2 separate regions of the Homo sapiens genome follow, and region 2 is linked to region 1. Evidence: chromatin loops called from intact Hi-C (ENCODE). Cell type or tissue: mammary epithelial cell. All regions are shown on one strand. Each heading gives the region's core, and the rest is flanking DNA. Links, peaks and the distances in the headings are about the cores only.

Region 1 (16,787 bases), core at 5,019-13,018:
CAAGTGGGGCACACAAAGTTGAGGCTTCAAGACTCCTGGACAGATTTATGGGCTTTTGGGGACCTGTTGCCAGTGGAATGGAGGCTTCTACTGTCCTTTGCTACCTACCTGTAAGTAATAAAACCCGCTTCCTGTAATGTGTTGTGTGTAAGCACTTTTGCTCTCAATGGACTCAAACAAGTTGGTAAGTAGTACACAGTGAACCTGCTTCACATCCTGCATTCAAGACCTGTAAATATCATTGAAACATCAACATTATGTTTCAGATTTATGAGCATGCAATATTCTAACTGTAAAGAATTTAATCCATACATCTAGTGAAACAAATAAGAACCTAATTAAAGAAGTGCTTACTTTGGGCAAAAAACAAGACTTCTGTCAAAATGCCTTTTAAATTTTTGGTTTAGTCCACACTTAAACAAAGCTTTTAATCTCTATTAAGAAGGGACATCATTATGCATTGATTGATTAACACAATTATGGACATGTTCTGTTTTATCAAATATATTTTATTAAACAATCAACTTCAATTTTTTCTTCCATAGCTAAGTTATATATAATGCCATTCTGAAACATTTTTAAAAGCCATCTTTTCTAACTCCAAAATAGTCATTACTATTCACTCCTGGTCGTCTTCCTTGAAATAGTACTCTGTGGATCAGTACTGAACAGCCAGGTAACAGCTACAAGCTCCAAACCACCTGTAAACATCAGTTCATCTTATACCTATAACGAGTCGCTTAATATCCCAAAGGCCCACACAGATAAGTGAAGCCTCAATCATATAAGTGTTGTAAGAGGAGGGAATTTAGATTTTTCATTATTTCACTATTTTATGTTTTATTTATAATAAGTTAATATTCCTTAGTTTTTTTTTTTTTTGCTTAAGTTTTGAGACTATATTATTGTCTTTTCTCAATTCTTTCCAAAGTTTAGGTTTCTTATTTTTTAAAAAATATTACTGGCCAGATGCAGTGGCTCACACCTGTAATCCCAGCACTTTGGGAGGCCAAGACAGGCGGATCACTTGAGGTCAGCAGTTCGAGACCAGCCTGGGTAATATGGCAAAACCCCATCTCTACAAAAAACACAAAAATTAGCCAGGTGTAGTGGCACGCACCTGTAGTCCCAGTTACTGGGGAGGCTGAGGCATGAGAATCACTTGAACCCAGGAAGGGGAGGTTTTGGTGAACTAAGATCACGTCACTGCACTCCAGCCTGAGCGACAGAGACTCTGTCTCAAAGAAAAAATAAAAATAAAATATATTATCAGCAAATAATCATCTTCCATAAGAAAGAGTTTTGCACTGAAGGGGGAATAAATTCTGTATCAAAATTAAGTCTGCTAGTCTCAGAGAAAGTTCTCAACATATGCGAAGTGAAAGTAGTAAATGCCTACTATTTCATCTGCTCTAAACAGCACTCACTTCTTCTCAGCCATATAATTTTCCCCATCTTTAACCATGAGTTTGGATTGGGAGTTGTCTTCTTTCTTAAATTTTCTCATCCCCAGCCACAGGGCCTAATCTAGGGACAGGCTATTGGCCAGTCTGGTCTTATAAAAGAACCCATTCCCAGGTAAGAATTGGTTGGTTCAGGAATATGCACTCAATTCAGTCCCAGCCAATCAACCCTTCTCTGTGACTTTTGAATTTAGAAACAAAAATTAGGAGTTCCATTCTATCTGGTGATAACATTGGGAAATGTCAGGCATTTCTGTTTCTGTTCACCACAGAAGAGGCTAAATCTGAGAAAAGCCATCATGCAGAAAGAAGCCAAATGAGAGCCAGAGATTGAATCCTCAGGGTGCTCATGACCCTATTGTCACTGGAGACTGAGACTCTGCTACGTGTTTTTAATTCTGCTAGCCAACACTTCCCCCAAAAATATTTGCCTAAGTTAATTCAAGTTTGATTTCCAGCCAATCCACTGACTAATTCGCTCACTAATGACAGTAATAATGCATACGGGTATCTAACCACACTTTTTCCTCTGGTTTATTAGATATCTTCTAACCTCATTTTATTAATCATGTATAACTTCTCATTTTTTCTGATATATATGTTTAACTTACTTTCAAAAAACCTTACATTTTCATCCATCACTAAAACACAACAACTAAAAAACTACTCCCTGTTTAAGATTTTCTAAATCCAACTAAAAAACAACAAGAAAAGGCTAACTTTCTTCATTATAGCGCTCTAGGCCCAATTTCTCCAGATTCTTTTCTTTGTAAGAGTCCCACAGTAATACACACTTGAGTAATTTATGTTATAGCAAATATGTATAAATATTTTCTAGTCCTTTATTTTCTACTGGAAGAGTGAATTTACAAGCAATGATCTTACAATCTTCTAGAAACTGTAACTCTTGACAGCAATGGCTCTGACAGTAGTCCAATATTTGTGCAATGTTAATTTATTAACATTCCTATAAAATGTCATCCTCTCACAAGCAAACATTTTTTCATGAGCCAAAAGATACAGAAAAGAGACACTGTATTTTGTTACTAGGAAACTGAAAGATTATTGATCATAGGCAAAATCAAAGCTTTTCTCTACCTAGGTATATTTCCCCACATAGCCTTCATTTAAAGTCCTGTAGTCATGTGTTTCAAGCTTCCAGTGATTCAAAATAAATTCTTTCAGCATCTGTGGAACTTGGAGAATCTTGCTTGATATTTAGCTGCCATGTTGCCTATTAATCTAGTACTAGAGTAAATAGTGAGAAGACTCTAGTCAATTTGGCCTCCTTCCTGAGCAAGCTTCTCTTCTAGTCAACATGTCTGGATCTTTGATTTCTATTCATGCTCAAGAATTTAAAGAAGGTAAGGCAAGATCCTGTTGCCAGAGGAATCTAAAGCTATTTGTACTTAAGTTACCCATCCTTAGTGCATTCCCAAATAGGAAAAACATGCAATTCAAAGTGTCTTACAGCTGCAAAAAACCATGCAATTAAAGTATGAAAATAAAAGTCTAAACTGCAGGCTGTTAAAGTCTTCAACATAATGGCACCTGAGCCTATAAGCAGTGATTGTTCAAATATATGTGGTACATTCTTGGTAATTACACACCTTAGAACACGTTTTCATTTTCTTTCCATTGGTGTTTTTAAAGACTATGCCAGTAAACCACTGCTGCCTAAAAAGTTTTCAGCTCAAAAACCCATGTATCCCATTACAGCTTCAAATTTCCCATCTCAGTGTGCCTGTGTACATCAGACCAAAGTATACCCGACAGTTCAGCTGAATTCCAAATAGAATTGAAAATAGATTTTACTCGCCAACTGTCATGGGTGTGTGTCTCTCTGTGTGTGTGTGTGTGTGTGTGTGTGTGTGTGTGTAGGTATCTCAGCTTGGAAAAAAAGTCTATTAAATATTTATGAAAATCATTTTTTTGGTCTCCAAACAGCACAGTTAAAATTAAATAGCCATCACAAGAAAGCGTCATCACAGGTAACTTCATACTACTGTTTGGGCTTCCAGACTCTTTTCAAGTGTGCACTGAACAGATGGAGAATGTTAGAGGCCTTTCAGACTAGCATTGAAGGCAAACTGTCCAGCAATCTATCATGATTTGGGGATTCTCAATGACCTTTTAAGGCTTTGCAGAGGAATCTGCTAAATTATGTTTACCAACCTGTGGATTCTTTCAAAAAAATACACGTTTTTAATCCAAAACATGCTTCAGCAGTTAAAAGGATAATAACATCAGTTGCATAAAGATTATGCTGTTTTGTTATTGTTGTTCTTTTATTCTAATTTGTTTTACCTTGTTTTTACAATGACCTCCCTTCATGTGAGAGGGACCAAATGATAGAACTGCCCCGTGACACTTCTGGAGAACAATTGTATATTTCCTTCCAATTAATGCTTTGACTTGTTAAATTCCACCATAAAATCGTGTGCAAAATTTCAAATCCTCTCCCCTGCTGCTTAGTGGATGAGAATGTTCCCTGCACCAGCTGAAATGTTCATTACTTCTAAATTATGCAGGCTGGGGCCAGGGTGGGCTGCCAGGCTGGGGAGGGATTGTTGTCTCCTAATTATCAGTGGCTGCAATTTGCCCCTGTTACATTTTCAGAGTTACACTTGAGGTCCCCATCTTTGTTTCAGGAAGAAAATGTATTCAGTTCTCTTTTTCATAGGAAAAATCAAGAAAACAATTACATAGTCTGTATTTAAACTTTGAAATGGCTCAGTTCTCTTCTCATGTAGAATAAAAAGTGATAGAGTATTGAAGTTTGACTTGGAGAACAGTGTCTAAATCAAATAACCTGTTGTTTTACTTTTGTGCAATACCACTTTAAATATAAGATTCCCAAGGGCTGTTTTTACCCATGTGGCTCCAAGAATGTTTTGTGACTCTTTGTCTATAAACTGCAGTCTATCTGACATGCAAAAGTCCTTATTCCTAGTTGCAAAACAGGGAGACACCACGACATAGGCTTAATTTTGCTGTCATGAAAAGGGACCATAGCTGGATGGCTTGATCATAAGAGGACCAAGGATAGATATAGTTCTCCTGGATAAACATATGCAATCTACACACATTTTCATAAAATGTTTCCAAAGATCATAGCAGTCATTAATGGGAGCATATTTTTTCTTAGAAAGTCACCTTTGAACATCCTTTCCTTGAAAATATTCTATTATATATTAAAGAAAAAATTGTTTTATTGCCTTTGTTGAAGGCTTAGGAGGCGAAGATTTATGTTGAGCTGATAATTTTTATATTTTCATCTGTATTCTTAGAAAAAGGAAAAGCTAAGTGCAAGTCCAAAAATAAAGCATTTAATTCTACTCACTTCCAGTGTCCTGGGTTATAAATGCATCTGAGGGCTCAGGTTTCAGGCCAAGCCCAGAGAAAAAGGGTGTTGTTGCAGGGTGTGGGGGTAGGGTAATATTCACTTATTCCTGTACATAGTTGATTAGAAAAACATAAATCAACTTCGATTATTTATTTCAAGTTAATCTAATACCCAGGGTGATTTTAATTAGGATAGGTACATTTTGAAACTACAAAATAAAGCAACTCCACTTAACATATCAAACAGGTGGTGAAGATTACATTTTCTCATCTCTTCCTTCTATGCTCATGGGAGCTGTGGGTGTTTGAGTGACAGACTATCACCCAGCAGACTCCTCCTTCCTCACCCAACGTAAATCCTTTTTGTTAACCCTGTAGTGGAAAACAGAGGGAAACAGCTTGTGTGGTCTGGACAGTCTTTCAACTCCTAGCACTCCCACAAGGCCAAGTGATTGACTCTTTGGTCTTTGAAATTCTCCATGTATATTAGAGTAAGCAATGCAGCTCAGTCCCCAGAATCTCACTGTGGTTACATGTGGAAGTTACAGAAATGAAAGTGGCATTCTACTTAAGAAACCATAAAAATAAGCAGGGAGACTTGAAAGCTAGCACTGCCTTTCCCCATAACTAGTAGTTACCAAAAAATTTGAAATTTATGACAAATGAACAATCATCTCTTTAAAAGACCCAGCTGCACTTGAGAAGTAAAGATAATCTGATCTCAAAATGAGGAAAGATCTTAGAAAACTGGAAGCAGTTTGGTGAGCATATTTGGATCCAGGCCAGCAGAGGTGAACTGAAAGGGACAAGCAGAAAAAAGAAGAGTTCCTGCTTCCTCCCTCAACCAGATAATTAATGGAACAGAGGAAAACAGTGTAGACAAGAAAGTGCAGAGAACATTCCTGAAGCCAGGAGCAGGAGCTGCTCCTTGAGCGTCTCTTGACAGAAAATATCAAGTCAGTGATCTCAGTCAGAAAATGGCACCAGGGAACACCTGGAATGCTGAGTTCATGGGCATGCCTGTCATTCTTGTGCCATTCCAGTGCATGGCCACACAAGGGCTGCCAAACCTTCATGCTCTAACCATTAGGTACTTCTCTACCCTCATCTCTTTCCCCTCAATGACTTCACTTTGCCTTGCGATTTTTAGAAAGGCCAAGCTCATGTCCATTTCATACCATAAGGTCCCACCGTTTCTTCCACTGGAGTGCTCATTCTTAAGCTATGCATGTGAGTTAGCGCCCCAATTAATGTTTGTGTTCGTACATGAACTCTTCAGACAGATTTCCCCCAATTATTCCGTTTAAAAGTATCTGGGGCTCCACCACTCTGACCTCCCTACCTGTCACGGGTTGCATATTGGACCTTCAAAAGATGCATCCATATCCAGGCATCCTTAATTAAGTGTATTTGCAAAGATCCTTGTTCCAAATAAGGTAGACTCTTTCTTCCTCACCCGGGGTTCTTTTTGTTAACGCTGCAGTGTAAAACAGAGGGAAATGGCTTGTGTGGCCTTATTTGGAAATAGGGTACTCACAAAAATAATTATGTTGAAATGAGATCATCCCGGATCAACTAAGTGGGCCCTAAATTCAACGACAAATGTCCTCATAAGAGACAGGAGAAGAAATCTGTGCAAAGACCAGGCAAAGATTAGAGTTATGTAGTCACAAGCCAAGGACTGCCTGGAGCCACTAGATAGGGGAGGCTGCAAAAAAGGAGTCTCTCTTCCAGACTTCGGCTGGACCGTGGCTCTCTTGACATCTTTATTTTTATATTTTTTCTAATTTTTAATTGACATAATTGTACATATTTATAGAGTACGTTTTAATACATATGTATGTTGCATAATGATCTAATCAGGGTCATGTTTCCATAACCTCATGCATTTATCATTTCTTTGAGGTGAGATTGTTTAAAAGCTTCCCTTCTAGCTAATTTGTAATAGATAATATTTGACTGTTAACCATAGTTACCCACTGTGGTTATGGTTATGATAGAACACCAAAATTACTCTTCCTAGGTAATTGTAACTTTATACCCATTAACCATCCTCTTCCCATTATCTCCTCCTCCCTCCCAGTCACAGTCTCTAGTAACCACTGTGCTACTCTCCACTTCTATGATATCAACCTTTTAAAAATTATTCCACAAATAAGATCATGTGCTATTTATCATTTTGTGTCTGACTTATTTCACTTAACACGTCCTCCAGGTTCCCAGGTACATTCATGTTGTACAAACAATGGGATTTTGTTCTTTCTTATGGCTGAATAGTATTGCATTGTGTGTCTATACCACATTGTCTGTATCCATTCATCTATTGTTGGACACTTAGATTGATTCCATATCTTGGCTATTGTGAACAGTGCTGCAATAAACACTGGAATGACAATATCTCTTTGAGATTCTGATTTTTCTTTTGGACATATACCCAGTAGTGGGATTGCTGGATCATATGGTAGTTCTATTTTGATTTTTTGACAAACCTCCATCTGCTTTCCAGAATGGCTGTAGTCATTACCAGGAGTGTGTAAGTCTTCTCTTTTCTCCACATCCTTGCCAACACTTGTTTTCTTTTTGATAACAGCCACTCTGAGTGAGGTGGTATTTCATTGTGGTTTTGATTTGCATTTCCCTGATGAGTGATATTAAACATTTTTTCATATAGCTTTTGGCCATTTGTATTTCTTAAGAAATGTCTATTAAGCTCTTTTGCCTACTTTTTAATTGGTTTATTTGTATTTTTGCTGTTAAGTTCATTGTATATTTTGGATATTATCCCCTTGTCAGATATACAGTTTGTAAATATTTTCTCTCATTCTGTAGGTTGTCTCTTGACTCTGTTAATAGTTTTCTCTGCTGTTCTAAAGCTTTTTAGTTTGATATAATCTTATTTGCCTGTTTTTGCTTTCATTGCCTGTGCTTTTGAGGTGTTATTTTGAAAAAATTCTTACCCAGTCCAATGTCATGAAGTGTTTCCCTTATATTTCCTTCTAGTAGTTTCATCTTTTACATTTAAGTCTTAAATCTATTTTGAGTTAATTTTTGTAAACAGTGAGTTAGGGATCTAGTCTTATTCTTCTGCATTGTGGATATTCAATTTTCCAGCACCATTTATTGAGGAGACTGTCTTTTCCCCAACGTGTGTTCTTAAAATCTTTGTGGAAAATCAGTGGGTTGTGGGTGCATTAATCTTTGTTGACATCTTGATTTGGGACTCTGGGCCCCCAGAACTGTGAGAAAATAAATTTCTGTTTTAAGCCACCAAGTTTGCGTCAATTTGTTATAGCAGCCCTAGAAAACTAATGTACTTCCTCTTCCCTTCCTTTTCTTTCTAGCAATTACCACTATATATCATATATTGTTTATTTGCTCCTTTGTCTCCTCCTCTAGAATGTGAGAGCAGAGAGTTTATCTGTTTTGTTCACTGATGTTCCCCAGTGCCTAGAAGAATGTCTAGCACACAGTAGTCACTTAATAAGAATATGTTGAACTATGAATGAATGTTAGCTGCTCAGGTAACCTTCCGGATGTTTTGTTTAGGAGTGATCTTGTGGGTGGACTCTAGATTTTTTCACTTCACTGCATGCTCAGGGTGGTCTGAGAATATGCTGCTGCTAACACATTTATTTAGGCCTCCCCATCGCCATGCTATTACAGGAAATAATATGGGTCCTTCAGGAATAATCTCACTTTGAGATATTGCCATTCAAGAAATACCACTGTAATACAATATTCAAAACTTTTGAATTTGGCATGAAAAATTATACAGGCAAAAAGTGACTGGCCTCTAGGAAGAAGACACTCACTGTATTTGTAAAAGAAATGCACTGCTTAAAATGTTCTAATTTAATGTTAAAATGTTGATTTGGGTATGGGCTTGTTTGATTCCTGGGCAGAACCAGCACACAGAAACTGAAGGACGCTCTCAGGATGGCTAATGCTGCAAGAGAGGCACTGTCAAGGTTAACAAGTTTCCGTTCACTAGAACTGTAAAGACAGGAAGAGCGATGGGAAGGCTGACTGTCAGATGATAACCAGAGAGACAGTGCAGCGTGTACAGAGGCACTCACTCATGTCACCACGGGCTGCTGAGAGAACACAAAGACCTGTCTTAGATATGGGAGTTGAAGGAGATGAGCAGGCGAGCAGGCTGGATTTTCCTTGGGCTATAGGCCCAACTCAGGCCCCACCCAGCATTACAGCATGGAAGAAACAATAAAGGAGAAAGCAGCTCGAACCATTTTAACTATACAGGAAACTGGACAAAGAACAGGAAGAAATAAATAAAAGCATAATAGCCCAAGGTGGAATGCATATTAAGTGTACGAGAAATAGATCCCTTTACTTTCAGAAGACAAGAATGACCCACTAGGGCACATGGGATGGGATGTAGATAAGAAGGAAGTCAATGCTTATGTTCATAAATGACATGCATTTGACAGCCATGTTCTTGAGTAATTCTCATACTGACCTGTTTATTTCTATTTTAGAAGTCAGGATATTGAGGTTCAGATAAGTTAAGTGGTTTTCTCAAAACCACAAGGAAAGACCTCTGTGACTCAAAGCCATGAATTTCCATTGCATCAAACTGCCTACCTGTACAAAATTAAAAATGTGAATTGTTTATTCTTTGTAGTATGACTTGGCTCAATATCCTAAAATAATTCTGATCTTGTGACTAAGATACAAAAAAATTGCAAGTATCTCTCCTTCATGCATATAATGACAAATACATAGAAATGAATGATTATTCACAGATTTAGATGCCTTGGAAAGAACCAGAAAGGGAGCTATGATGTATTAGAGAAAATATCTGACCTACATCCAGGATTTCTGGATTCAAACCTTAGACCTAACTGTGATCAATGATGTGACTTTGAATAAGACACTTACGTACACAAAGATGCTGTTTCTTCATCAGATTAAACATATTTAATAAGCCGGGCATGGTGGCTCACTCCTGTAATCCCAGCACTTTGGGAGGCCAAGGCGGGTGGATCACGATGTCAGGAAATGGGGACCATCCTGGCTAACACAGTGAAATCCCATCTCTACTAAAAATAAAAAAAAATTAGCCAGGCGTGGTGGCATGCCCCTGTAGTCCCAGCTACTTGGGAGGCTGAGGCAGGAGAATCGCTTGAACCCGGAAGGCAGAGGTTGCAGTGAGCCAAGATCACACCACTGCACTCTAGCCTGGGCAACAGAGCGAGACTGCATGTCAAAAAAAAAAAAAATGTAATAACATACATTAGTAAAGCAACTAGCACCTATGGGTGTTCAGAATTGCCTATAGGTATTATTACTGGTATTACCATTGTCTAAGAAAAGAGATGGTCCTCCTGCAACTGTGTAGTAAATGTGTGCACTTCAGGCTCATTAGTCTGGATAATAGTGACTCTTGGAGAAAAAAGGAAGCACTCAGGAACGGGACAGCCAGTTGGGTTGCCAGGCAGATGGCTAAGCAGACTAGAAGCCAAGAACTGGTGAAGAGTTGAAGGTGCAAATTTGTTACTGGTTCCTTAGGTCAACATAGCTAGGACGTGTTGTTTGAGACAACCGGAAGAACACATGGGATTTGATCTGATACCTGTTATATTCACATACATCCTTCATCTCTTATCAAAAAATGTGTGATGAACTGAGAAGTCCTTTTTAGATTAAAAAAAATTTAAAACATGGGCCTACATGCCCACTGAAAAGGCAGTATCTCTGAGTTTTTTAGGACTTGAAATATTTATAGTAAAACTCTTTAAATTTAATGATGTGAACAGAAATTAAACCATTAATCTGGCCTATAGCACATGAATTAAAAGGAAGCTTTATTGCTTATCTTTATGTAAACTTCTTGCTCATTTATAATTTCATTTATTGACACATCTTTTGTAATACTCAAGTATCAAGGTCATTTTAATTGACTAAATGCTTTTTTTTTTTTTTTTTTTTTTTTTTGAGACGGAGTCTCGCTCTGTTGCCCAGGCTGGAGTTCAGTGGCGCGATCTCGGCTCACTGCAAGCTCTGCCTCCCAGGCTCACACCATTCTCCTGCCTCAGTCTCCCGAGTAGCTGAGACTACAGGCACCCGCCTCTACGCCCGGCTAATTTTTTGTATTTTCAGTAGAGACGGGGTTTCCCCGTGTTAGCCAGGATGGTCTCGATCTCCTGACCTCATGATCCACCCGCCTCGGCCTCCCAAAATGCTGGGATTACAAGCATGAGCCACCGCGCCTGGCCTTAATTGACTAAATTCTCTAAGACCTCTGCAGATTTTTTTAGTTCAGCCCCACTATTTTCTCAGATAGTTAAAATTTATTCAACGATTTCAAATGTTCTGTAAAAGTTGAATGTGCCCAGATTTTCTTATTTTAATCAAAGTAATATGCATACATCGTTAAAGAAAAACCAATAGAAGACCTGTAATGAACAGCAACACTTTCCCTTTCTTTAACTTTTATATTAAGTTCAGGAGTACATGTGCAGGTTTGTTATACAGGCAAATCTGAGCAATGCTTTCTTAACCCACTTCATTTTACCCTTTCTTGCTCTGCTTCACTTCTGAGACTCAAAATTGCTCTTAATGGGTTTCGTATTTTTTTGTCAGTATTTTCATAAATGTAAATAGTAGACCACTATTTCTACTTAGGTATTACCTATCGACACCAGAGCATAGAAGCTGTAAATTTAGCTCACTGATCACTGTTCACAATCATTTTTTTCTCTCTCTCCAACTATTTAAAGCTATAATACAATATTATATCTCTGGTAACTCCATTTATAAAATCAAATGATATGCTTACACTCTATTTGCTGTTCCAGCAATGGTGAGCACTATTGCTTGAGAGTTTAGCCTATAAGTAGGATATTATTGGCAGTTTTTACCTCCATCTTCCCAACTCCCCACTCCCATCTTCAGTTAACCATAAACTTTCACATTATGAAGATTAACATTTATGTCTTGAAATCATAATTTGTGAGCTCTGAGTGTAGATTAAGCACTAAAGTTAAAAATCGGTAATACGTATTTACACTTTCTAGTAAATATTGGTCCCTGTGGAGCCATGCTAGACAGACATTAACATATACCCTTCCCAAGTCAAAGGTCACGACACATCAATAATTCAAAAGTGAGTGTTCCCAGCTTAGAAGTCAGGGATTCATCAGGTATTCAATGCGTCCCAGATTTTACTTTTCACCCTATTTGGACAATGGCATTCTCAAGATATTTTATGCTTCATTCATTCTTCCAGTACTGCTTTGTAATATTAATTTAAAGATTTGGGTTATACTTGACCTCCAAGAAATATTTTTTGTTATTTAATTTTCTCCTCGCCATTTTTTCTGTTCTTTCTTTCTGGAACTCCTATGTATCAGACATTGGTCTTTTTATGTTGTTCCTCTACGCTTTTGATCTTTCTCTGATATTATGTGTTGCTTTGTATTTTCTGGAGTTTTTACTCAACTATAATCACTCATCTTTCATTTATTAACATTTATTTTTATTTCAGCAAGCATATTTTTAATTTTTAAGATATGTTCTTTGTCCTTGATTGTTCATATTTCATAGCAGCCTGCATTTATCCTTTATATTTGACATTTCTTTGGTTTCTCTGAGGATAATTAAAGTCTTTATAAAATAATGAGAGCAATAATATTTTTCAAAATGTTGACTCATCTCCAAATTTTCTTGGCTTCCTCCTGAATTTTTTGTGCTTTTTATCTTCCTTTCACATGCTGACAGTCCTCAGCACGTTGGGAACCGTCCATCTCCATTTTCTCTATTACAAATCTTGTGTGTTTTCTTGCTGGGCTTCTCCTTGAATGAAAGCCAGTCTGGGGGTTCTGTTTGTGTGGGTGCACTTGCAGGCTGAGTGGACAGGCAGGGAGCACAGGCCTGTCTGGGGCCTTATAGAGCTGGTTCAGTGAAGCTTCTATTCTGGACTCTCCACCTTCCACCAGCAATCCTCATTCTCAGGAAACTTGTCCAACTAAGGGAGAGGGTTTGCATAAACACGTTCTGGGTTTTGTCCAAAGATCAATTCTGAATTGCCTATCTCTGTTCTGTGGTGAGGTTTCTATCTAGGGAAACGTTCATTTGATGCCATTTGAATTAACTCCTTATTTTCCACCCATCTCACTCCCATCTTTGATAACTGTTGGATGCCACATTTTTTTTTTATCAAGAGATTTACAAGAAAATGATCTTTAACTTCCACTACTATCCCACTCTGGCCCATAGCTTCTTTAACCCTCTTTTTCCATCAGTATGTTCTCATATGTTTTCAGAATTCAGAAAAATTTGAAATTCAGCATCTAGTAACTGCTGCCCTGCCTCCCGTGATCTCTGCTACTGTAAATCTATCCTCATCACTAATTCTATATTATGTTTGCAGTGTTTTGGAGGAGAAGGGGGGAAAAAGCATGGGGAAAGACAAGGGAAGACAAAACCAACATTTAGTCCACCACCTTCAATTGGCAACCAGTGTAGTCTTGTAAATAAAAGACATTCATGTTTGGACAAAAATTAACATAATATCGTGTTAGTGTTTTCAACATAGTCCACCTGCAGCTTGTATGATTTTAAAACCACCATGGACTTAAATTAAACCTAAACTCTAGAATTACACTGTCCAAACATACAGCTATTTAAATTTAAATGAAATCAAGTGAAATTAAATTTAAAATCCATTTCCTCAGTCATGCTAGTCAGGTTTCAAATGCTCAATGCCACATGTGGCTAGTGCCTACTGGACTGGACAGTGAAGCTGGAGGGCATTCTTAACACAGCATAAAGTGCTGGTGGACAGTGCTTCCATGGAGCAAACTCAGAGCTCATCGGTGAAGAATTAACTCATTGAAAATCAGGTGTAACTGATGAGGAATGGGGAAGGGGCCTCTCTTTCCTTTTTATTTCTGTCATGTTGTGTTAAAATGCCCCTGCATGTGTTTCAGGAAGGAAATCTGTTTCCTACAGGTCCTTTGCTTTCTGTCGGGGGCAGCCGCATGGGTCCACCCTACTGTAGGAGCTGACTGAGGGCATGCCAGCAGCAGTCGTGGTGAAAAGGTGAGAACTTTGAATGCTTGCATTGCTTCCTGAGAGGAAGGGGGCAGGCGCTTCAGTGTTTATGTTATACAGGCAGGCTTACACATTTGGAGGGTCTTAAATTACCTCTGAGAACGGTACGTGAGAACAGCCAAGGAGAGAAGACAGGAATTTGACGAGGACTTTACTCTGTGCTCATTTCCAGTTCACAGGCCATCAGTGAGCCGGTAATGGTGACAGCTCATCTCACCTCCCTGGAATCTGTCCCTGAATAGCTCACTGTAAACTTTTAAACTGAACTCTGATAAGGAAGAACTACCTCTAGCCTGCCGTAAATTGTGGAGTTTTATCTACTTTGTGGTCTTTTGTGATGAATTGGATTACAGTTTCGGAAGTGAGAAGTAACATAGAAACCAAAATTTTGCATTGATTCATGACGTTAGGGCATGAGGAGGGACAGGTTTATGCAATTTAAAGGAAATTCAGCACCCTGGGAACTTACACCAGCTGGTTTTATGCCTAAGAAGTAGGTACAGGGTGGAAAAAAAAGAGAAACCAACTACAAGCCAAAATAAAGCTAACCCTCTGAGGCTAGTCAGTGATTCACTCTGGAATTTCAAAACTGCAGAAATTGCATAGGACTTCCATGCCTCATGAACGGCACTCCCTGTGGGAAAGAGCCAGCGGACTGTTGCATTCATAAAAAAATGATACATGACGTGCTCTCAGCACCCCTCCATAGGATCCAATAGATTGTCTAAAAGTCAACATCCTCTCATGTTAGAAATTAAGTCTCTTAAATATTATTTTTATCTTTAGGCTTAAAAATTATATCTGTATATACCCATGCTCTCTAAAATATTTTTGTTTCTTTAGTGTACTAGTATACATTTTTAATGGTAAAACCCACATAAGGCATTTTTCTCTGTTTTTCCTTTTTTTCTCTAAACTTAATTAGGGCACACAGTTTTGATTTGTAGTTTTTTATGGAGAGAATAAATAACAAGTCATAATATATTTTTATACAAAAATGACCAAGAGTTCATAGATTTAACAATTTTTTTCAATACAGGCAAACTGAATGACATTAAAAAAAACCTGTATTCAGGTCTGATTTTCAGTTTGAATTTCTGCATGGATCACATTAATTGGGTGTTTTAATTTCCATTTTGTATGTGTTGGATATGAACACATACTAATTCATGTCATATAATCTATGCTGTATTGCCCCATATCTATCCATTAAACACATATAAGTTGAGAGCCTGATAAAAGAAGGACACTGCAGCAAAGAGAGCAATGAATCAAACACAGATTCCTTCTCAGAAGTTGGATACTTTGCAGAGATGGTAAGGCCCAATAACTAGCATCAAGTGCAGTCCTGAATCCCTGTTTGGGCCAAATTTTCAATTTGCCCTAGAGCCTTAGGATAGGCAAAAGACAGCCCTGAGTTCTCTTCACCCATCCTACCCCTGCCTGCTCAGGGCACTACCAAGTGGGAGCAATCATGGCTCCATGTGATCACTAGGGAGAAGGATCTGGAAATGAAAGGATAGGGGAGGGGGATCATTTCATTACAGCCCTCTTTATTACGCCATTGGTATTTTCCCCTACAAAGTCCCAACAACTTAACCAATCATGGTAGAGAAATTTCAATTCCATGTATGTGGATTTCTACAGCCAAGCAGAAAGTGATGCATTCTTCATGCTGCTTTAGGAAGATGGCAGTCAAAGAAGAGTCTGAACCAAAGCAGTGCCATCTCTGGATGGGCAAAGCTTCTGCAGCAACGGTTTACAGATGCCCCAGCAGGAGCACTAGAAAGGGAGCCAATCGCATTACTGAGAGAGCTGGGGCCAGAGAGCTGGGACCTGAGAGCAGGTAATATGTGAACTAGGACGCTGATTGCAGATGGCACCTAGCATGTGAGGAAAGGGTCTAGCTGAGCTGGGAGTCATTCCATGTGACCTGTAGCAGCTGCACCCAGTCAGAGACAATCACAGGACTGCAATCAGGAAGCCTAGTTTGTGTCCTGAGTCAGCACCTTCTCCCCGACTTCTCAATGACTACTCCAAATTTTAACTATTCTTAAGCCTTCACCCTAATCCACACCTCAGTCTTTACTGAAAACCTACCTTCTACCACATCAAGAAAATCTGAAATCATCAAGCAGGAACTCCTTCAAACTCTAACACCTGCCTCTTAAAAATGAGTCTGTCTCCATAATCAGTCTTATCTTTTCAGTCTCATAGGAAGAGTTATCACTTTTTGTTCAACACCAACTTGTAAATGAGATGTCTTTCTTAGTCCTCCTTTAAAATGTCTGCTCCCCTAACCTGGAATTTTATGTTTTCACTTTCTCAAGGCTTAATCCTCATCAGCTATAACAGGGTCTAATCTCTGTCATTTTGAAAGTTACCCTTCTTTTATTTTATATCCCTCTTAAGCTTTCTTAAGCAGGTTTCGCTGTAGACCCTTTGAGATCTGGTGAAGCCTATTGATCCTTTCTTGGAATAATGTGTGTAAATAAGATATTTAGGTTTACCAAAGAATCCAGTTATATTGGTAAAGTCATCAAAATAATATTAACAATGATATGTGATTCATTAATTCTCCAGTGGACAAATCTAGAGTCAGATCTAGTAACTACCATAATTTTAGAATCATGAGTGTAACAATAATATGTAATACCAACAATAACCTTAAGGTAATATATGTGATTTCTGAGCAAGTTGGGGTTACTGCTAATACTATCCCGCTTGTTATCTAAGTTTCATTATTAAAAGAAATACAAAATTACAATTAGAAGATTAGTGAAAATAAAGATGTTCCCATTCAAGTTCCCGGAATTCCATCCTTGGATATCATGGAGGGAGCATGAACTCTCTGCTCCTCTCTTCACCATCACCATTCTTTTTTTATTATTATTATTATACTTT
Region 2 (16,787 bases), core at 3,901-11,900, 65 kb after region 1:
TGATTCTGTAGAAATTTGACAGGCAACAGGTACAAAGTTTTAAAAGAATCATGCAGAGTAAAAAAAGCAATATAGCAACCCCAGTTTATGTGACTATTTTTAGCTGTGAACCTAGGCCTGAAGGTAGTAGCCAACTAAATGATCAAAAGATAGTGGGGGAAAATTGGATTGAGGGAACCTAGAAGAATTCAAGGTTCAGTCCAGATTGCAGGTAAATAATAAAAACTTGAAAATAATGAACAGGGGTACACGTGACAGCCAGTGTAAGACAGTTTTCCTTTTTTTTTTTTTTTTTTTTTGAGATGGAGCCTCACCCTGCTGTCACCCAGGCTGGAGTGCAGTGGTGCAGCTCACTGCAACCTCTGCCTCCCAGGTTCAAGCAATTCTCCTGCCTTAGCCTCCTGAGTAGCTGGGACTACAGGTGCCCATCACCACACCCAGCTAATTTTTTGTATTTTTAGTAGAAACAGGGTTTCACTATATTGGCCAGGCTGGTCTTGAACTCCTGACGTTGTGATCTGCCCCCCTTGGCCTCCCAAAGTGCTCGGATTACAGGCATGAGCCACAGAAACATAATTGTTTTCTCTACAGTTACTCCTATTTTTACCAAAGATAATCAAAGTAAGCCCAACTTGTTTATAACAAGTTTAGCTTCATCAGATTTGGCCTTATTTTTTATATAAGTGTATCAAAGATGTTAACTGACTACATAGGAATATGAGACTTAAAATCTCTCAAGGGCAGAAAGACAAACCAAGGCTGACTTTAGATTCTGCTTGTAGTACCTACAGACAATTTAAATGTAGTATAACATCTCATTCAAAACCTTGTTAATATAACCAATTGTATCCTATTATAAGAAAAACAGATTTTTCTTGTATAATTTGCATACAAAATTACATATATTAATAAGAATTTTTAACTCTTAGTAATCTTAATTTCTAATAAAAAACCTAAAAAGTAAAGCAAATTTATTTTCTTGGTGCATTCTCCTCAGATTGAATTTATAGTTTTATGATCTTAAAAATATAATAGAGACATATATAAACCCATCTGACCAGCAAACCCAGGTTAAAAAAAGTATGCAGACAAATCTGAAGACATTCTATTTTATTTTTATCAATAATTTAAAAACAGCTTATTTATCAAAGATCTCCCCAAGTCCCATGAACTTGAAATGTATTTAATTATCACATTTGTAGAAGCTTTAGGTATGCTCATTTATCTCTGAACCAATTTAAATAAAGCATTTTACTAATATTAGTATGAAAGACATTTAAGATTTTTCATTTGCTCAATTTTCAAATGTCAAAAACTATGCCAATAAGAAAAGTGGTCAGAGGAAGCAGGGCATATGGTTCATCCGAATTTGAAAAAAAAGTGTTTTAGTTAACTGAGAAGCTCCCATGGGAGAAGCAGGAACCAATACAGAAACAGAGAGTGCTAAAAAAAAAATTACAGCCTAGATATCAGCTGACTTCTAACCAGAGGTCTCTGAAAAACAAATTCTTTTCAAATATCTTATTATTAGGTTTTAGCCAGAAGAAACAGCAACCATTCCTGAAAGTATTAAACTTTTTTTAAAGTCAATTCTTCTCATAGGTTCCAATAGGCCAGTTGTTTAGAATGTGAGCTCTTAAAAAAAAAAATACTTTTAGGTACAAAATTCCAAATCTCCGAAGGTATACCTACTTCAATTTCAATTCAAAACCAGTAAGCCTTCTATGGCTTAACAATGGAAGAGGTGTCCTCAAGAGGGTACAAAAGAGTCCCTCTCAAGATCCAAAACTTCTCCCACAGAGAGAGTAAAGTACTCTCCTAAGAGAGAAAAGACCTTCATTACTAACGAGGCAATAAAAGTTGAGAAAATTAAGATAAATTCTCCTTAGGATGAATAATGCAAAAGACAGAAATCAACAACCAAACAAAAAACCAAGAACTATTTCTGGGAGGCTGTGGGTCAATAGTCAATGAGCACTCAAAACCAAATTTACAAAAGTCACAATTCAAAGAACAAATTATTACAAATGCTTTTCTTTTCTACCAATCCACATTTAGAAAAAAAAAATAAGAAGGGACAAAGAAATATCTTCCTCTCTCAACTAGACATTACAGATACAGATCTAAGGGAGCTCACCTTGATAAGAATTTCTACTTTCTGCTGGGTTTTGTCATATCTCTCAGGATTCTACCCACGGGCTCCAAAGTGAATGTGTATCCCAACCTTTAGGGTCTTAGCTGAGTCTAAGAATTCAATTAACATAAGATAGTTTAACAAGAGAAATGCACAAGTCTTACATAGCATTGGAACATAAGGAAATGAAGAAACAAAATACAACTGCTGTGAACTATGTTTTCTCTGATCACAGATTCAAGGATGAAACAGATTCTGCAAGAGAAAAGGCCCATCATGTGAAAAAAATACAACTTAAAATTCATAGAAAAGAAGGTGACAAAATGTTAGTCTTGGGTAACTTTGATTTGTTAACATGTCAATGCAGCTGAGAATTGTTCTCCATTCAGCAGTCCAAAGTCCCCCCCATTGCAGCAAAGGTACTCTTACATATTGGCAAATGAAGAGTTGATGTTTTTCAAACTATTTCCCTACAAGACTCAACTGTAGAGTAATTTTGGAAGACACAATATGGATTTTAATTTTTTATGGGCTCTAACTTGACATTTGTGTGTTAAGAATGGACAATTTTATGTCTGCACAAAAGTCATCTCACTGGGTCAGCTCCAAAACTTCTTGGTAATATCAATAATGCTACCATTAAAATTATACAACATGTATTAGGTGCTTGGTATATGCTAGACAATGTTCTAGGGCTTTATAACTATTCATCATTTAATCCTTAAAACAATTTAATGAGATAGGTATTATTATCTTCATTTTACAGACAGGCAACCTGAGCTTCCTGAACCCAAGCATTCTGGCTCCGGAATCTGTATAAGTTTAAACACTACACTATCTGCCTCTTAGAATCATTTTTCATGACATGGATACATTTACATATCTAATAGGCACACTCAGTGGCTGACCTCAGCTGAAACACTCCAAAAGTTCCCCTTCCATTGTAATGAATGACATCTATGTGCCCCTGTAGAGAGCCAAACCTCCTCTTATTCCTTGGGTCTAATTTTCCTGAACTCACTCAGAGGTCTCGTTCCTCTGATTTTCCTCTCATATATTGTCATTTTCTCATACTCAAATATTGTCACCTGGTCACTCTCTAATTTCTCTTTCTTATTTTCATGGAAAATATTACTATCTGAAATGTAATTATATAATGATATTTATCAGCTTGCTTATTGTTTGCCTCCTTCAGTAGGTTATAACCTCCATAAAACAAGGCTTCTTGCTCAGTTATTCCCTGGGTGTCTAGAACAGTGTCTTGCATACACTAGAAGAAAAATAAACATTTCAGAATAAATTACTGAATAAGGAAATAAATGAATAGATCCTGCTACTGTTTCCACATCTTTTCATTGCTATAAGAAAAATCATCTGAAATAAGCCCTGGCTTGTATTAAACACATTTTTTGCACCCTGCATATAACATTTTTATTTTAATGTATGTTTGTATATTCTATTAGTTTATTAGACACCATAACAGCTATATATGCCTATTACTATTTAACATAAATGAACCATCAACTCTATTGTATTATTCCACTTGTCCCTATGAATTTGTCACATATGCCCAAATAGTTAGATCCAGGCTCTCCAATGTCTCCTGCAATCAGTTGAACAGCACCCTGGTTTCCTTGCTCTCTTTCCATTATCTTTGAAACCACTTTAAATTCAGGTTTTATTATCTACATTAGTGTAAGCCCAAAGGTTTGTAATAAACAAATTCACAAATCTATGATGTACTATGCCTTTTAAAAAAAGCTCACTATTCTTAACCTCTCAAACCTGCTTAACAATTATATACATCTCTAAATGTAGCTTTGTGCCCCTTTCTTCCTCAGACTACAAAAGCAATTACGCTTTTAAAACTCTACGGCAAAAAAATAATCACAATAAACAGAATGAAATGTCATTCTGAATGGCAAGCTCTTCCCAAGCTGCCAGGAGAGAGCTTTTGAAGACATCAGTATTCACAAGACAAACCCCAATTTGCTGAGTCCACCAACAGGTTGCATAGTTCTCCCTACCACACTGACAAATACAATTGTTGAGGCTGCTGTGCAATAATAATGAAAGCTTGAAAAGAGGCTGGGAGAAGGCTGTATTGATAGTATTTGGAATTGATTGCCTTCCAATAAAAATAATCTCTGGCTCTGCCTGCAAAGTCACAGCTGACAAAGTCATGTTGCCCCATATGGCTTTACTCTGTGAAGCCTCATTGAGTGTCATCCCAAGAGTGGCGGAGAGAGTTCTGCCTTTCTCTCCTGTTCTACAGAAAAATGGTATCGTGATTTATAAGGAAAGATGTGCCTATTACTTTGGATCTGTTCGAGAGCCATGTAGAAAATATCAGGACAGCAAAGCATCCGTGCACTAGACAGAAGCATCTGGGGTATTTCTTTTAAATTTGTGTTTCCACTTAAATGGAAAGCACTGTTTCTAAATGCTGTCTCTCTATCTGATAGAAGAGTCAGTAATAGGACCTCAGGACTCTGAATGTCAGTGTGCTCATAAACGGAGCCCAGTAAGGAGAAGATTCCATCCCTCCCCAGCCCAGCAGGTTCTAGACTCAAATGATACAGAAAGGCTAATGGGAAGCATGAAAAACAGAGACGCTCATCTGTCACCCATTAAGCGGCAGAGAAGCCCTGAAGATGAGTTCAGGCTGCCAAGAGCATTGGACTTGCTCTTCTCTTCCCAGAAGTGTTCACACCTTGAAGGTGAGAATTTGTTTACAGAACGAATATGGCTTCTCTCTCTAAACATCTTATTGTACTGTACTCACCCTTCTTCTTCTTGTGATTGAGAAAGGAATGGCACTGGGTGGTGGCAGGAGGATGGAAAAACCCAAACAGCTAAAACAAGAACTAGGCAAAGAAATCACAGAATAACAGAAAACCCAAAATAAGGGAGAGAAAATGGCCAGCACTTCAGTTAAGGTGACATGTCCATGACTCTTCAGACAAACGCAAGTGAAAGAGAAAGGTGGCAGTAACCACGGTCTCCATCATCCCCTCCTTTTCCAGAATACCTAATTATTTAGGTATTCTTCAATACTGACCATGTGTCAACTCACTACTGCAACTCTGGAAGAGAAAGAAACATGCTCACTCTTAGGCAGTGACATGACTCAATATTCCAGTTCTCAGAAGTATTCAATGGCTGAAATACATATCTTCAGAAACCAGTGCAGCAACTTTCATCCTATGTTCCCCGGGGATCAAGGGCCCAGGAGGCTTCCTCCTAGGCTGCCTTAGGGATAGGAGGTCATCACAGAGGTATGGCTCAGGAGGCTCCTTCATTCCAACTCTCTCCCTCTGAGCAGCCCTGTTTTATATGGTTTATATATTAGGGCTCTGGAGTATAGTAGTCCCCCCTTGTCCATGGTTTCACTTGCCATGGTTTCTGTTACCAACTGTCAACCACGGCTCAAAAATATTAAATGGAATAATCCAGAAACAAGCCATTCATAAACATTAAGTTGTGATTGTACTGAGTAAGTGTAATGAAATCTCGCTCTGCCCTGCTGCATCCTACCTAGGATGTGACTCTACCCTTCCTCCAGTGTCTCCACACAACACATACCCCTGCCCATGAGTCCCTTAATAGCCATCTGAGTGATGAGATCAGCTGATGAGGCTTCATGCTGCTTGTGTTCAAGTCACTCTTATTTTACCTCATAATGGCCCCAAAGCAGAAGAGTAGTGATGCTGGCAATTTGGAGATGCCAAAGAAGCTGTAAAGTGCTCCATTCAAGTGAAAAGTTGGGAGTTCTTGACTTAAGAAACAAAAATTGTGGGCTGAGTTTGCTAAGGTCTACAGTAAGAATGAATCTTCTAACTATGAAGTTGTGAGGAAGGAAAAAGAAGTTTGTGCTAGTTTTGCTGTAGCACCTCAACCTGGAAAAGTTTTGGCCAGGGTGTGTGCTAAGTGCTTAAGATGGAAAAGGCATTCAACTTGTGGACAAACAGAAAACGTGCTTCAATTGACAGCAACATGTTGCACTGAAAAGCATTGAACCTGAAAGAAGATTTCAGCAGGAAATTCCCTGAAAGCAGTGATGCCTTTGACTGCAAGTGAGGGATGGTTACATGGATTCAGGAAGAGGGAAGGTCACTGGTAGCCCACTGCCTGCGTCATTCACCTGGCTTCCTCTCATCACATGGGCATTGCACCATCTCACATCAACAGGCTGCCAGAGGGCTCACGAGGCTCTCCAGATGCCAGGGATACCCCAGCCCCAGCCAGCGACCAGGTTCTGGACACCATCATGAAAAAGAATTCAGGGATGAATCAGAATGAAGTGAAAGGCAAGAAGCTTTTATCACAAAGGGGAAGTTCACACTTAAGAGAGAAGTGCAGGCATGCTGGCGAGAAAGTGGTGCCCAACAGACTTTGGGTTTCTAATTTTATGGGTGTTTCTTTAGAGGGTGGAATAATGATTAAGTGTTCTGGAAAAGAGGGGATTGAGGGAACTATGGTTACCGCCCCCTTTCTCTCTCACTTGGGTTTGCCTGAAGAGTCATGGACATGTCACCCTGATGGGAGCTTTCGCCCTTTTCTCTCGCTCATTTTGAATTTTCTGTTATCCTGTGATTTCTTTATCTTGCTCCTGTTTTAGCTGTTATTTGGGTTTTTCCATCCTCCTGTGACCACCCAGTGCCATTCCTATCTCCATCACAACAAGAAGGGTGAATACAGTACCATATTTAGAGAGAAGCTATATTTGTATAACTTCGTTATAGTTTATTGTTCTAATTGTTCTATTTTAGCTATTGTTAATCTCTTACTGTGCTTAATTTATAAATTAAACTTCATCATAGATAAGAATAGGAAAAATATAGTATGCATACGATTTGGCACTAGCTGTGGTTTCAGTCACCCAGTGGGGGGCCTTGGAACACATTCCGTGCAGATAAGGGGGGAAATACCATACAGTATTTTATTGTTGTTGTTTTCACATGAAAACTACTACCTGGTAATTTGTGCAGGTACTAGTAAAATCTTAGCCCTTTATATGCACACTACCTTGTTTACCTCAAGGAGCTCCGTGGAGATGAATATATTTAGCCATATGGACAACCGTGAGATCTTAAGAGGAAACACACTATTGAAAATATTTATGTGATTTTTGTTACATCAGACACTGTGTTTTGTTCCTATGCTATGTATACAGTTAGAATTGAATAAAGACAACCAGAATTCTCGGAACAGACTGGGTTGTCTTAGACATTAACTTCATGGAGAAAGGGTACATTTGGCAACATGGAATGTTACCGGTCAGCAAGTCAGTTACCTGGGGGTAAACTGAAAGGATCTGATGCCCTGTACAGTCATCTCTAAGTCGAGCACTTGGAAGTCAAGTCAGGTCTTCACCACAAGCAGGGCATGTCCAACACCACAGCCTGGTCCCCGGAGTCCTGATCCCAGTGGGAGTTCCAGGCATGGCTGGCCTTGGGTCTTGGAAACTTTTCCGTTTCTTATCCTACCTGTCTTTCTACTTCTTTTAGGCCTCCTTTATGGACTGTCTTCCCTGCTGCCTGTAAAAGATTGGTACTGTCCACCAGGCAGAAAGGGTGGACAGGGTTTAGCTAGATACAGGAGTATCTTTTATCCACAGCTGTAAGTGTTTGGAGCCCAGAAGGAAAATTCCAAGGCCTGACTCAGAGACATGGGTCCAAATGAGGACCTAGGAGTCTGCCTGTAAGGCCAGGGAAGGGGGATGAGTGAAATGAAAGCAAGAAGAGCAGGGACAGTGGGCACCTGTGTGAACTGGAGTATTCAAAAGAGCTCTCCAGAGAAACAACCAATAGGATCTCTGTTTCTACATCCCACAGTCTGTAAGCTACACACCTGAGGATCATCCTAGGTGCTTTCCCCTCAACACCCAAATCAAATTGATTAGGTCCCATTAATATTACCCTCCATATACCTCCAGTCCCACTGCTCTTCTCAAGGTCTATTATGAGTGTGTCAGTCTAGCTTCTTTTTTCTTGCCTCTGCTCTTACAATAGCTCCCAACTTATTTCACATTGCTCCTTTTAATTCATCTTTTTCTCTTCCACCAAATTTTTCATGCAATTTTCATATCACTGCCTCAATTCACAATGGCCAACAATACCGTTGTATCTTCCAGGATAAACACCAAACCCTTTCCATGGCACAGAGAGCCCTCTGTGGTCAGGAACCTCAGCTTCACGCCCTGACATGTGCCACACTGCATCATGCATACATCTATGCCAAACGTACATGTGGTTTTCAATCCAGTGTGCTGATTCACACACTTGTCTCTTTGCCTAGGCTATTCACACTATTTCCTCACCAGTGTTCTTCTGCGTTCCCCACACAGGTCCACCTGGTTCATTCCTACCAATTCTGTAAGAGCCAGCATAGGCAGCATCCTGTGTGGAAACTCCACCATCTGGCAAAGCTGATCTTTCCTATTTTTCCTGCTGTTGCTCCTAATGCATGTCTCTCTCAGAGCATTTATCTCATTTTTTCACAAGCATTTTATGTGTACCTTACATCTTTGCCACTAAGCGCTTCGAACAATCCTTGTCACAAAGTACATGCTCATTAAATGCACACTGATTTAGTAAATCAATCAATACACTAATTAGTGTTGGTATCCCAAAGCATACTCATAATGCCTTTAAACTGATACCTAATAAAATTTTGTTCACTTTGAAATTGATCATTGTAGGATATAATTCATTTTGAAATTCCTTAGGTACCTTAAATATCTTTCCCTCATTTTCTCCTTCCAGTTTTTAAAGCTGTATCTAGAATATAGTCTCAATATAATTCATTTACTACAAACTTATCTCACTAAATTAGAAGATTAGGTATAAAAATATTATTACTATAGTTATTATTTAGAAACAAACGAAATAAAGTATTTGAGAAGGCTTTATTTTATGTATACTACTTCCCACCCCTGCATAAGAACTTTTAAAATCAACTTTCTATGTCAGGTACAGTGACTCATGCCTGTGATCCCAGCACTTTGGGATGCCGAGGCTGTCAGATCACCTGAGGTCAGGCTGAGATCACCTGAAGTCAGATCACCTGAGGTCAGGAGCTTGAGACCAGCCTGGCCAACATGGTGAAATCCTGTCTCTATTAAAAATACAAAATTAGCCAGGCATGGTGGCACATGCCTGTAATCTCAGCTACCTGGGAGGCTGAGGCAGAAGGATCACTTGAACCCGGGAGGCAGAGGTTGCAATGAGCTGAGATGGCACCATTGCACTCCAGCCTGGGCAAAAAAGAGCAAAACTCCATCTCAAAAAAACTAAAACTAAAAAATAATAAAATCAACTTTCTAAATTGTTTATAAAACTTGGTAATAAAGTATCAGGTAACAACTCATATTGGGAAATTTAGCTACTTATTCCACCGCAACAGGACAGCAAACTTTACTGTGAAAAGTGAGACGATAAATATTTTAGTCTTTGTAGGCCATATCACATATTATCCCTGTTAAATATGCTTGTGTTTATGTGTGTGTGTGTGTGTGTGTGTGTGTGTGTGCATGCATTCATGCCTGAGCTCTATAACCCTTAAAAGGTGTAAAAATTGACCAGGCGCAGTGGCTCACGCCGGTAATCCCAGCACTGTGGGAGGTCGACGCAGGGGGATCACAAGGTCAGGAGTTGGAGACCAGCCTGGTCAACATGGTGAATCCCGGTGTCTACTAAAAAAAACACAAAAAAGGCCGGGCACGGTGGCTCACGCCTGTAATCCCAGCACTTTGGGAGGCCGAGGCGGGCGGATCATGAGTTCAGGAGATTGAGACCATCCTAGCTAACACGGTGAAACCCCGTCTCTACTAAAAATACAAAAAAATTAGCTGGGTGTAGTGGTAGGCGCCTGTAGTCCCAGCTACTAGGGAGGCTGAGGCAAGAGAATGGCGTGAACCTGGAAGGCGGAGCTTGTAGTGAGCCGAGATTGCGCCACTGCGCACTATCCTGGGCAACAAAGCGAGACTCCATCTCAAAAAAAAAAAAAAAAAAAAAAAAAATTAGCTGGGCATGGTGGTGTACGCCTGTAATCCCAGCTACTCTGGAGGCTGAGGCAGGAGAATTGCTTGAACCCGGGAGGCTGAGGTTGCAGCGAGGAGAGATCACGCCACTGCACTCCAGCCTGGGCGACACAGCAAGACTCTGTTCCCTCCCGCGCTGACAAAAAAAAAAAAAAAGTGTAAAAATTATTCTTAGCTTGCAGGCTGTTAAAATTTATATATATAAATATATATATATATATTTATATATATATATTTATATATATATATAAATTTATATATATATATAAATATATATATATATATATATATATATATATATATATATATAGACCAGAAAGGATTTTACCCACAAGGCATGTTTTGTTGATCTTTGTTCTATAACAGTTCTTTGTATTCCACTAATTATTTTGTTTTAATCCATTTTTATCAAGTTAATTTTTGGGTGAGTATTAAATAGTCCATTCTTACATGCACATCAAGTAATGTGAATTCAATTAAATTATTTGAGTCTCAACAATCATTAATTAATGTACAACTTTCCGTATTTATTCTACTATTAAAAGCTTCTAAAGGTAAAATCAGCAAGCTGAAGGGGAAGATGTAGTCTCAACGAACCCCAGTTTTTAAATGTAAGAGATTTGGGGAAAAGAGGAATTATATATCTAAAGTGGTCAACACACATTTCTTATTTACCATAAAATATATCTTCCTTCCCAAATGTTCCTTTGTTACCTAAAATTGTACTGAAATTAAAAAAACAATGAAAGAAGATCAAGTTTTCTGGAGGAGAGAGAATTCATTTGAGTGTCCTATGACACGTTGTGGTGGAGACATGCAGGTGATAGATGAATGTCACAATCTTTAGACAAGAGTGCTGTCACTGAAGATATTATCTTGGGAATCATAAGATAGAGGTGGTATTTTAAACCAAGAGAGTAACTGACCCAGAAAAAGGGTGTAAGAGGAAAAGGAAAAGAATAAGCATGAAGACATCTTGGAAGAATATGTGAGTGCTCTATTTTTGGCTCCGCCAAGCAAGATGTCACCCAGAATGCAATAAGACAGTCATGGAGGCAATGACTTGCTCTCCACAATTAGGAAAAGCTCAACTGGCCCATATGTCTCCAGCATACGCTCTAAAAGGCCGATTAGTAAGGGGAACGTGAAAGTAGGAGCAAAATCATCCAACATTTGTTTATCTAAATGTCGTTGGCATTTAAGAAAGCTGAATGAAATGACAACTGCTATTCTCTGTGGACACCTATTGCAAAGAAGTTTTAGTTTATCTAAATAGAATGTCACTGGTTAATTATATTGCTTTGTGTCCACTTATAGCTATGCACAATATGCAAAATAAACATTCATTGAATAAGAGTACTACCTTGATTTCTACTGGTACTATGAGAACTGGTTCAGCTCTTTGTTTTTTTTTTTCTTTTTGTGGCCATATAGAAATACAACTGGTAGTCTTCGAGTAATTTTTATTAAATTTCTCTATACAGTGGTTTCTTTTACACCCAAGTGAATGTTCTTCATAATCACTAGTTGTTAATAACTAATTGTTAACTTTTTGATGTTCTCCAGGGTTAGCTGCTTTTGCCACCTTAGTAGGCACAGTTCAAAAATATAGAATATAAAGTATATTTTAAAGAAACAATTGTTTAATGGAGAATTACCTAAATAGATTTTTTATAATTGCTAAACTCACACCTTCTTTTCCAACAGTGTATTTTATTCAGGCCTGAAAGAATACTTCAGGTTAAGATTGAATGAAAATGTAAGAAGTGATTCAATTCATGTTCATCTTTGACCACAGCTGACAATTTCACAATTAAAATTTGAATCTGTCTTTGCTTTCAGGTTTGGTCCTAATACTGCACAATTTTGTAGGCTAGCTTCTTTTTCCCTTTCAAACTACAAAATGGAACGTTGGCACGCAAAGGTCACCTCAGCCAGCCAGTTTTTCACGAAACATGGCGCAGTGACATTTGAATTCAACCTCGTGTCTACTGAGCTGCCCACCAGACTTACTTTGACAGATCTGAGTATGATGGATGCAGATTTCCATCCAAAAGGTTTGGCTAGGCCTCAGCAGTAATATAACCTTTCTTAAAGGTTATTTTTAACCACTTGCTAAAAATTCCTTGAGGAAGAAAAAGTGACATGCCCTTTAGTAAAATGAATACAATAATACACCTACAATTGATACTGCTGCAGTAGAGTTTGGCCAATTGCTGGAGTGAGAACCTACTCTTTAATAACCAGGGGCTGTCCAGTCCTGGCCCAGCACTTGAATGAGACTATGTGGAAACTAAGCCTAACTCTAATTCTGAAACAAAGAAAAAGGGGGAGGGGGGACCAAAAAACCCTCTAAAGTAGTTCTTGAAACCCCTCCATTATATTGTCTATTAGCTCTGATACTGTTTTTATAAAGTCAAATCAAATATAATGCAATGGATTTATTCATTAGGAATATAATTGACTCAGTGAAGGTTAACCTAACAGTTAAACAATGTTTGGTTCTATTTCCAAAAGATTTTAATATGACTCCGTCTCTGAAAAATAAAGCAGAAGAAGTACTGCAATCAGTACATTGACTGGACCAACAAAATTAGCAGCATTCCATTTGAGATAATAACTCAAAATTACTTCCTAAGTAAGACTCCATGTACTTTTACAATTTATTACTAACACAAAAAGATTGTACAAATATAATTAATCTTCTGACTCACAGAATTTTGGTAATGCAGATTTCATTCTGACAGCATCACAGCCAATGCATTGCCATTTTTAATTCACAAGTAAAAAATGTATTATTCCAGGGTTCTCTAGTTATTAAGGTAATAAGAGTAATTAACAGCACCCTGCTGGCTACACATGGCTTGGACTGTGTGTTTCCGGGTTTGGGTAAATGGGTGGCACTGATCAAAGCCTTCTTCCTGAATCCCTGTTGCCTCACATTGTGGTAGCTGTGGCTATAGAGAATCCCCAAAGACAACTCTGGAAAAGACATAAGTATCTGGGAAGATTTTGCCCACTATTTCACAGCAGAATTCAAAACCTAAGTGATGGCCCTATGGCGATGCTCAGAGAGAGACATAAACAGTGCAAAGTGAAACTGAATATCATTTTTTCTGAGATTAAGGTAATGCCTTCATCTAATAGTCATTTAAATTTTTCAATATTTCTACTATAAAAAGTAAATCTATTTCATTCATTTCGTTTTTTGAAAAACATTAGGTGTGATTTGTTTGTTATTTTACAAAAAAAAAGAATATTCCTTCAATCCACTTAGCTAGTGTAAAAAGCTACAGGATGAAATGCCCACGTTTTGAGATACTCATGACTCAAAACAAACAAACAAAAAAAACCCCTACTACACTCTTTTCCTTAAGCTACTTATGCAAATGTTAAATTTTTTTAAATAAATCTATTTGCTATTAGCGTCCATGAAGATGCTAAGCTTAGGTCCACCTCAGGAAAATTGTTATTGTAAAACATATGATGTGTGAAAACCTAATATTTCAGTTTTTAAATCAGTGCTCCCAGCTTTATTGCTTACACAATGATATCTCAAAGAAAAGTACATAAAGGCAGAAGCCCCTCATTGGAGGTTAAGTTTGTTTCCTGCCTCATTCTTTAGCTGTATGAACGTAGAACATTCAACCATCAGGATGGGGTGGGGTGTCTGACATGTTTTCACATATGGAGAGGCAGTGTGAGTAAACTTCCCATTTTATGGATTTTTCTAAAAAGCACAGAGCATGACTTCAAATGCATTAAACTCTGTTAACATGACTGTTGGGATGTCCCCACTGGCATTGAGGTGTCGCTGAGCTTAGGGCTCTGAGGATTCCCGCGTGCGCAGCATTGCCAGAGGGGATAAATACCCCTGGCTCCAAACTGATAAGTTCTGACTGTATAGCTGCTGTGTCTTCCAACTATGAAAATTATTTTAGGTCCAAGAAACCTAGGCACTCAAGAAATGAGTTGGATTAAAACAATACTTCCAAAAATAACATGTAAGAAATACTATATTTAAAATCTTTCAGGTAAAACTTTGTAGATTTTGATGTAGTATAAAATTACTTATTTTGTATATTAAAATTTCCCCATTTGGCATTCAACCTTATAGGATTTATGATAGATATGGGTGGATAGATGGGTCGGGGGATAGAATGATTGGATGGTGAATACCTCATATGTATAAGGCAGGATATTGTTTGAAGTGAAAATGCCAGGCCCTTCTTCTCAAAGGCGAGACTTGAAATAGGAGGAGAATGATGAAGGCAGAAACGTTTTCTCTTGAGGGAAAATCTTACAACTTTAAGCCTTTGTTAGTTAGAAGAGACCCTTCTTGATCATGGAGTATTAGCCAATGAAGAGTTCTAGACAAAACTTTCTAAGGGACAAGATGGCACAAAAAATAAAATTCATTGAGAAAAGATGGGAAATTAGTTTGGAGAATGGGGATGGGCCCAAATATTTCAGTCTGTTTTGTAATGCAGCAATCTGAAGAAAATTGAGGTTCGTGATGGGGGATCCTATTTGCATCTTAGGGAGATGTTAGCAGTGATACCAAGAAAATTTAGACAGAAAATGCTGAAACACTGTGCAGAGATAACAGTAAAAATGGATAGTAAGGGACAGACCTAAGGGACAGTCCTTACGTCCAATGGAAGGTCTTGATGGATGATTGACGGAAAGGGATGGAGGAGCCGAAGGAGTCAACGAGGAGGAGCACAGCCAGAGTGGGAAGCTGGGTGCACAGTGAGATCCTAGCCTGAGTGAATTCAGGAGAAAGGACAAGAAATTTAGCTGGAGGGGAGGCTGTCTGTATAATTTAGAAAGTGCTAATATTGAAGTCGCTGTGAAATATTCAAGCAAAGAAATGTCATACAAATTTTTGGAAATATAGATCTGCCATTTCAGAGAGAGGCCGCTGTTGTATATTTATGAGGCACCCGCAAAGTCAACAGCCTGAAGAATGGGTGACGAGAAAAAGGGATCATTAATATTTAAAGCATCAGTGAAGGAAGCTGATCCAAAGAAGGGGAGCAAAAACGATTGTCGGAATCCTATTAGAGGGGTCAGGTTAGGCTGGTGCTCTGGAAGCCCAAGGAAAAGCGGGTGTTTAAGAAATGAGAGAGAAAATATTGGATCAAATGTTACAGAAAACAATTATTAGTGTAGCCAAAAAACAGTGGCATACATTTTGCCAAATAAAAAGTCCACTTTATCAAATAAGGCAGCATCAATACATTTAGGAAGAAAAGTTTGTGATATGCCAGAGAGTGGATGAGAGCAGTTGAAAGAGTGGCTTCTAGCAATTCATTCATTCATTCATTCTCAGTGATTCCACACATATTTACTGATCACCTACTGCATGCCACATACTGTTAAAGACATTAGAGATATTGCAGTGGATAAAGTCAGCTCCTCTCTTGTATCCTTGAGGGGAGGAATCCTAAATTGAGACGTTTGGAGAGAATTTCGTAAGTTTCATCATGAGAAGAAAGAAGGCATTGCTTGAACAGCGAGGTGTGGTGAAGAGGAGGCATTTTAGGATGAGGGAAATGAGTGCATATAGGGCCTAAAGGAAGAAAAGATAGAAAATAGAGAAGAGATCCCTAAGGAACCCGAGAATAAACAGAAGCCTAGTGATTGAGGGAGTGACAGCTGTTCCCTCCCCACCCATGACAAACGTGTGCACAGCTCTGATGATCCTCTACCTGCAGTCACAGAAATTCCCAAATACACAAAGGCACTGGGATCTCAGGGAGGACACTGTAGGTGTCCTGTAATCCTAACATTGTTGAGTGGGACAGCAGCCTGGAAAGATACCGGGGGTCTGCGTGATGGGCTGCCACACACCTCAGGAAAGAAAGTATTCTTGCTCTCAGGGAGAGCACACACATGCCTCAGTTGACCCATGTCTTCAGAAGCAGACACCATCATTGGGCCCTGAATCTCACACTGAAGGAAACCACATCCCAGAAATTTTAAATTTTAAAGCCCTTCATTGGAATTTCAAGCACGGAGTTTAGCATATGGACGACAATGAAATCTTGAACTGATTTGAATGGACTAGAAAAATCTGATTAGTGATAATCGCTACACAAGCAGGTGACGAGTGAGTTAGCCACATTGTATGTAAACTTCTGTTTTTGGTACTTTATCATAAACAGACATATTTTGCTGCTGTTCTCAGAGCAGTTGCGTTAATTACGCTCCCTCGTACGCGGTGCATTATGTTCAGCAATTGTTGCTAGATTTCTCCTTTCTTGTCTAGCTCTGTTTGTGTTCTCTTTTCTGTGTCTTCATCTCAATTCCTCTCCCTCCCAATAGACATCTACCTCCTCTAATAATGTGTTTGAGATAGATCCTCCAATATGTGTGTGTCCTTGTAAGATATGTAGTGTTCTGTTTGTTTTTAATTTACATAAGTAATATTGTACAAAAAAATTCCCTGCTGTTTACCTTTTCATCTCAGCACTATGTTTTTAAAATCCATCCATGTTGCTGAATGTACAGTCTGTCACTACAATACAAATTAGCTCAGATATAAATGGTAAAGAGGGGAATGATGTCAAGATAACAAAGAATTTACATTGCTTCATAAGCAAT

The links. Hi-C counts contacts between places; a loop is a spot of excess contacts. Peaks named below come from ENCODE experiments on the same cell type or tissue, not always from the same donor. Only the 100,000 strongest peaks of a DNase experiment are listed, where the experiment ranks them.
Region 2: it touches region 1 in a loop (5-fold over the local background); 1 of 110 quality-filtered maps calls a loop at or near these places.

The regions. Positions count from the first base shown.
Region 1 is chr13:103,280,453-103,297,239 of GRCh38, reverse strand. It overlaps LOC105370338 (a long non-coding RNA gene), which reads right to left and starts at 6,271. Exons shown (of 3, transcript XR_931687.1): 1 at 6,151-6,271; 2 at 109-229. In mammary epithelial cell, for the core only: no CTCF peak of the experiment used is centred there; a DNase peak (open chromatin) is centred at 9,389; H3K27ac peaks cover 1,160 bases.
Region 2 is chr13:103,214,505-103,231,291 of GRCh38, reverse strand. No RefSeq gene overlaps it. Among named protein-coding and RNA genes, the nearest start is that of SLC10A2, 160 kb to the right of the region's middle. In mammary epithelial cell, for the core only: no CTCF peak of the experiment used is centred there; DNase peaks (open chromatin) are centred at 8,421 and 9,151; H3K27ac peaks cover 2,086 bases.